Regions from separate parts of the Homo sapiens genome. Here region 2 is linked to region 1. Evidence: read pairs that join two places in POLR2A ChIA-PET (ENCODE). Cell type or tissue: Panc1. All regions are shown on one strand. Links, peaks and the distances in the headings refer to the core of each region. The heading gives the core; the rest is flanking DNA.

The links. Peaks named below come from ENCODE experiments on the same cell type or tissue, not always from the same donor. Only the 100,000 strongest peaks of a DNase experiment are listed, where the experiment ranks them.
Region 2: POLR2A ChIA-PET joins it to region 1 with 24 read pairs; 2 of 35 experiments call an interaction of 5 or more read pairs at or near these places.

Annotation. Positions count from the first base shown.
Region 1 is chr10:71,997,432-72,000,339 of GRCh38, forward strand. The region is part of intron 1 of CHST3 (carbohydrate sulfotransferase 3); the gene reads left to right. Among named protein-coding and RNA genes, the nearest start is that of CHST3, 34 kb to the left of the region's middle. RefSeq lists an enhancer at 295-1,247. In Panc1, for the core only: no CTCF peak of the experiment used is centred there; no DNase peak of the experiment used is centred there; H3K27ac peaks cover 1,865 bases.
Region 2 is chr10:72,675,329-72,678,236 of GRCh38, forward strand. No RefSeq gene overlaps it. Among named protein-coding and RNA genes, the nearest start is that of MCU, 15 kb to the right of the region's middle. RefSeq lists a silencer at 1,123-1,417. In Panc1, for the core only: no CTCF peak of the experiment used is centred there; a DNase peak (open chromatin) is centred at 1,237; H3K4me3 peaks cover 263 bases.

The sequences.
Region 1 (2,908 bases), core at 303-2,802:
CTCTGCCACTGCCTCGCTCAGCCACCTGCTCTCTCCTGGACCCTTGCAGAAGGGACTGACTGGGCTCCTGGCCTCCAGTCCTGCCCTCTTCTAATGTATTTTTCATACCACTTCCAAAGTGATAATACATTCCTCTTTTGAAATTTTAGATTTGGTTACTAAAGCAATACAGGTGTATGGTTACCAAAAATTCAAACAGTGTAAAAGAGAATACCAGCCTGGGCAATGTAGAGAGACCCTGTCTCCATAAATTTTTTTTTTTTTTTTTTTGAGACGGAGTCTTGCAGTGGTGGGATCTCGGCGCACTGCAACCTCCACCTCCCGGGTCCTCATTCAAGCATTTCTCCTGCCTTAGCCTCCTGAGTAGCTGAGATTACAGGCATGCGCCACCATGCCCAGCTAATTTTTGTATTTTTAGTAGAGACGGGGTTTCACCATGTTGGCCAGGCTGGTCTTGAACTCCTGACCTCGTGATCCACCCACCTTAGCCTCCCAAAGTGCTGGGATTACAAGCATAAGCCACCACGCCCAGTCTCCATAAATGATTTAAGAAAAAATGTAGCCAGGCGTAGTGGCACGTGCCTGTGCTCCCAGCTCCTTGGGAAGCTGAGGTGGGAGGATTGCCTGAGTGTGGGATGTCGAGGCTGCAGTGAGCCAAGATCATGCCACTGTACCCCAGCCTGGGTGACAGAGTGCGACCCTGTCCCCCCCAAAAATAAATAAATCAAAGGGCATAAGGTGAAAAGAATCGTAACATTATGTTTTTGTAGCTCTGCCTCTGTGATGGTGCCCCCTGCATGGCTTGCTTTCACTGTGCCAATGCACCACAGTTACCCAGCCTGCCGGCTCTGATAAGATGCTCGCCATGCTTCTCCCATGCTGGACTTGGGCCACGTCCTTGGGCATGAATCTTGGTCTATGTCCAGGTCGGTTCTGAATGAGCCAGCAGACTCCTCCCGGGGCTGCCCGGCTACATGGTTGAGGGCATCCTGGACACCAGCTTCAGCCACAGCTCCTGACCAGGCAGGTGCAGTGAAGCCGGGAGGTGTAGGTCAGTTCCTACCTCTCCAACCTGAGGTCCTGCACTTCCTGCAGCTGTTGGAAGGGATCGTATCCAATGGGAGCAAGAAAGTGTGCTCCCCCACAGCCCCACTCAGGCATAAAGGGCCGAGGGGCAGCCAGGCCTGTCCTGGCTAGGGCTGGCTCAGAGTCTGTGGCAGCCCCACCCCTGCCAGGCTGGCCCTTAGCCCCAAGATCCACCTATGGCACTCGCCCCTTTACAGCTACGTGGACATCCACTGACACTCAGGTGACACACCTTTGCCTGCTTCTACTCAGTCTTGGCAGCAGTTGGACAAAAGGAAATCAAAGATCGGTTCTTTCTTGGGAGAGGAAGAGCAAGCTGGAGCCCTGGGGTGCTCAGATGCTCTTGGGAGTAACATAGCCCCATAGCCCCGGGGCTATACTGGGTGCAGGGGGGTGGAGGTGGTGGGGGAGCTGCAGCCAGGCATTCATTCACTTCCCGTTCTTTCATTCCTGCTCTTCTTTTGCTCACTGACTCATTCAGCAGCCTCTGGGCTGGGCGTTTACTCTCCTGTCAGGCAACACACTCCTGATTGGGTGGCCTTGGCCTTCCCAAGCTGTCTCTGGCTGTCCCCAAGTGAAACGGAATCTGGGCTGGACAGGCCACCGGATGGACAAGCTCTTCTCATCTAAAACCAAGGCAGTTGACATTGTGGGCTAAATGATAAGAACAAAATTAAAAAATAAAAACCAGGCAGGCTGGCATAGGAGCTCCATTTCCCTGCCCTACTGTGCCAGTGGCCTGGGGGCTCCCCTGCCGCCTCTCTCCACTCTGCAGATTCTGAGAAAACTCACAAAAGAGCCCACTCCAAGGTGTTTGGCAACAAGGTGGGGGCAGCCTCCCAGCACCCAGCACACATGGAGCTTTCCCGCAGTGGGTTTCAGCGCTCCCACTCTGCCTCGGAGCTACTCTGTCACCAGCTCTTGCCCTCCCTTGGCTCCTCTTTCCCATGCAGCTCCTCCTCCAGCTCGTGGGAAAGGCCGAGAGGCCGGGCCAGCAACAGCTGAGCATCCCCTCAACCTCTCCCTACCCCACCCCACCCCACTGTGCTCTTGGCCCCAGGCAGGCGAGGGGAGTGGAGTTTTGCTGCCTGATGCAATGTCTGGCAGGGCCGTCCCTTATCACAGCCGACTTGCTGGGACCCCCACCTTCCCCGGAGGAGGCCGGAACAGGCCGCAGTCCATTTTGGGCCTCAGTGGAAGGGCCTGGTTGGAGGCCATCCAAGTAGAAAACTCGTTCTCTGGGAGGCACCTTGCCAAGTCACGAGGGAGGCCTGAGCAGAAAGACCCCTGGGGGAGAGAAGGGAGGGAAGCCGAAGCCTCACTTGCTGGGGCTTGCCTGGCCTCAGCTCGCAGCCCCCTTTTTCCACAGCGTTCTCTCCCTCACATTTGTCTGCAGATGGCTTAGGCTGTTTTCTGCCCTCCCCCTTGTTACCCCACAGCTGTGAGAGGCTGGATGGAAACAAGAATTCAAGAGACTAAAGTTATGTGCGGTCCCAAGTGTGAAGTTTTGCCCACAGTTGGTGGCCATGGTTCGCACCGTGGTCCCAGCACACGCCCTCAGCATGCACCTGTGGCCCACACGCTCATGCTCACAGCCACTCATGTATGGAGCAATTGCCTTTTTTTCTTCCTCTTCATATCTTCTGTCAACTTAGAACGATTAAGCATCTTGCAGTAGGCTCAATGCTTTGGGAAGGACATTGATTCGTTCATTCATTCATTCATTCATTCAGCAAGTATTTATGAAGCACCCACTCTGTGCCAGGTACAGTTCTGGGCACTGGAGATGCAAGGGTGGAGCAGACAGATGAAGCTCTCCTCT
Region 2 (2,908 bases), core at 179-2,678, 680 kb after region 1:
GATGGTTGTAGATGTGTGGTATTATTTCTGAGGGCTCTGTTCTGTTCCATTGGTCTATATCTCTGTTTTGGTACCAGTACTTTGCTGTTTTGGTTACTGTAGCCTTGTAGTATAGTTTGAAGTCAGGTAGCATGATGCCTCCAGCTTTGTTCTTTTGGCTTAGGATTGTCTTGGCAATGCGGGCCCTTTTTTGGTTCCATATGAACTTTAAAGTGGTTTTTTCCAATTCTGTGAAGAAAGTCATTGGTAGCTTGATGGGGATGGCATTGAATCTATAAATTACCTTGGGCAGTATGGCCAAGCAATGTATAGACATTAGACCATTAGACATCAGATTGTGAGTCTTTTTTTTTTTTTTTTTTTTTGCAATAAGGTAGAAATGCATTTCTTCAAATGTGTCTGGGTACTATATGCCTATTTGTTTGGCATTCACCAAGGGTACTATAAGTTGAAAATGATAGTTGCAGGTAGAATCCTAAAGTTAGAACTGGGAGTTGACTTGCTATAAACGATTTCCTATGCTTTCTAAACAAGCTGGAGAAGGACGCTAGTGAATTCACTGAGCTACAAACTTTTTTTTTTTTTTTTTTTTTTTTGAGACAGGGTCTTGTTCTGTCATCTAGGCTAGAGTGCAGTGGTGTGATTCTCAGGTCACTGCAGCCGAGAATCTCTTGGGCTCAAGCAATCCTTCCACTTCAGCCTCCCAAGTAGCTGAGACTAGAGGGGAGCTACCACCACACCTGACTAATTTTTTTGAAAATAACTTTTTGTAGAAACGAGGTCTCACCATGTTACCTAGGCTGGCCTCAAATTCCTGGGCTCAGGAGATCTTTGGCAAGTTACTTCTCAATGTCACATTTGTTTTTCATTGGAAAAATGGAGGCTAGTGTAGTATTTTTCTCACGGGGATATTGTGAGGATTAAACAAGAAGTTATAATGTAATATCTATACAGCACCCAACACAACACCTTACTAACAGCTGGTACTCAATATCAAACAGTATTTCTTTCTTTCAGGTTTTAGAAAAATAGTTTAAAATCTAGAGTTAATTAACCTTCTTATGACCTTGTTAAAGGGTCTGCTTCCATATGCTGCTTGCCAGATGGCCCACTTACAAATGAGAAGCCAACAGCTCACCTGTGATAAATCAGCCCATTGAAGGTCAATGCAGTGAAGTAAACGGGGTTCGCATAACTGCGAATGTGCAACTGCACAAACTCAAGGAAGCAATTTTCAGTGACAGGGCGTGGTAGAGTGAGACAAGAAAAGCATGAGTCAGAAGACCTCAATTTGACTCAGCTCAGCACATAATACTTAACCTCTTTGAATGATTTCTTAGTTATGTGCCTTAGGGAAACTACTTAAGCTCTTTGGATCATTATTTTTCTCATCTGTAAAACTGGGATGAGAATATACAATTCATGGAGTTTTTTGTGATCACGGTGACTGCACAGAGTAGGGGCTCAGTAGATTCAGTGAGGGCTGCAGCTAGGCAGTGTGAATATTAGTTCCCTTCTCATTTTCTTTTTTTTTTTTTTTTGAGACAGAGTCTCGCTCTGTCGCCCAGGCTGGAGTTCAGTGGCGCGATCTGGGCTCACTGCAAGCTCCGCCTCCCGGGTTCACGCCATTCTCCTTCCTTAGCCTCCCGAGTAGCTGGGACTACAAGGCGCCCACCACCATGCCTGGCTAATTTTTTTGTATTTTTAGTAGAGATGGGGTTTCACCGTGTTAGCCAGGATGGTCTCGATCTCCTGAACTCATGATCCGCCCGCCTCGGCCTCCCAAAGTGCTGGGATTACAGGAGTGAGCCACCGCGCCCAGCCTCCCTTTTCATTTTCTATGGCTATTTTGGGAAAAGAGTAACAACAGCGGGAGTGCAGGCAGAGCAGTCCCTAAGCAACGTTATGATGTATGTGCTTGATACAAGTCAGTCACAAATTGTTCAGTGCACAGTAAGTTTTCACTTAATGCTGTTGATAGATTCTTGGAAACCGTGACTTTAGGTGAACTGACTATAAAAAAAAATTATCACGGCCTAATTGATATAAACAACAGTTAAGTTCCTATGGCATATATTCCTGGTCACAAAAACATCATCAAACTTGTTAATAAAGACTCAGGCCGGCCGTAGTGTCTCACGCCTGTAATCCCAACACTTGGGGAGACCAAGGTGGGCAGATTACCTGAGGTCAGGAGTTCAAGATCAGCCTGGCCAACATGGTGAAACCCTGTCTCTGCTAAAAACACAAAAATTAGCTAGGCATGGTGGCATGCCTGTAATCCCAGCTGCTCAGGAGGCTGAGGCAGGAGAATCACTTGAACCCAGGAGGGGGAGGTTGTGGTGAGCCGAGATCACACCACTGCACTCCAGCCTGGGCAACAGAGCAAGATGCAGTCTCAAAAAAAAAAAAAAAGACTCAAAACATTTCCAGTATTAAATATTGAAATAAATGTGAGCTATACATGCATTTAGGAAAGATTAGGCCAGGTGAGGTAGCTCATGCCTATAATCCCAGCATTTTGGGAAGCCAAGGTGTGCAGATAACTTGAGTCTAAAAGTTCAAGACCAGCCTGGGTGACATGGTGAAACCCCCGTTTCTACAAAAAAATACAAAAATTAGCTGAGCATGGTGGTGTGCACCTGTGGTCCCAGCTACTTAGGAGGCTGAGGTGGAAGGATCGCTTGAACCTGGGAGGTGGAGGTTGCAATGAGCTGAGATCATGCCACTGTGCTCCAATCTGGGAGACAGACCAAGACCTCCCTCAAAAAAAAAAAAAAAAAAAAAATTAATAAAAGCAAGTAAGATTTACCTATTTTTGGTGAATCAGTGAGTAACAGTGGTCATACTGGTGGTGGGTTAAACCAAGGAATAAATGTGTGCAGAGTGAAAATTGTAAGGCGCAACT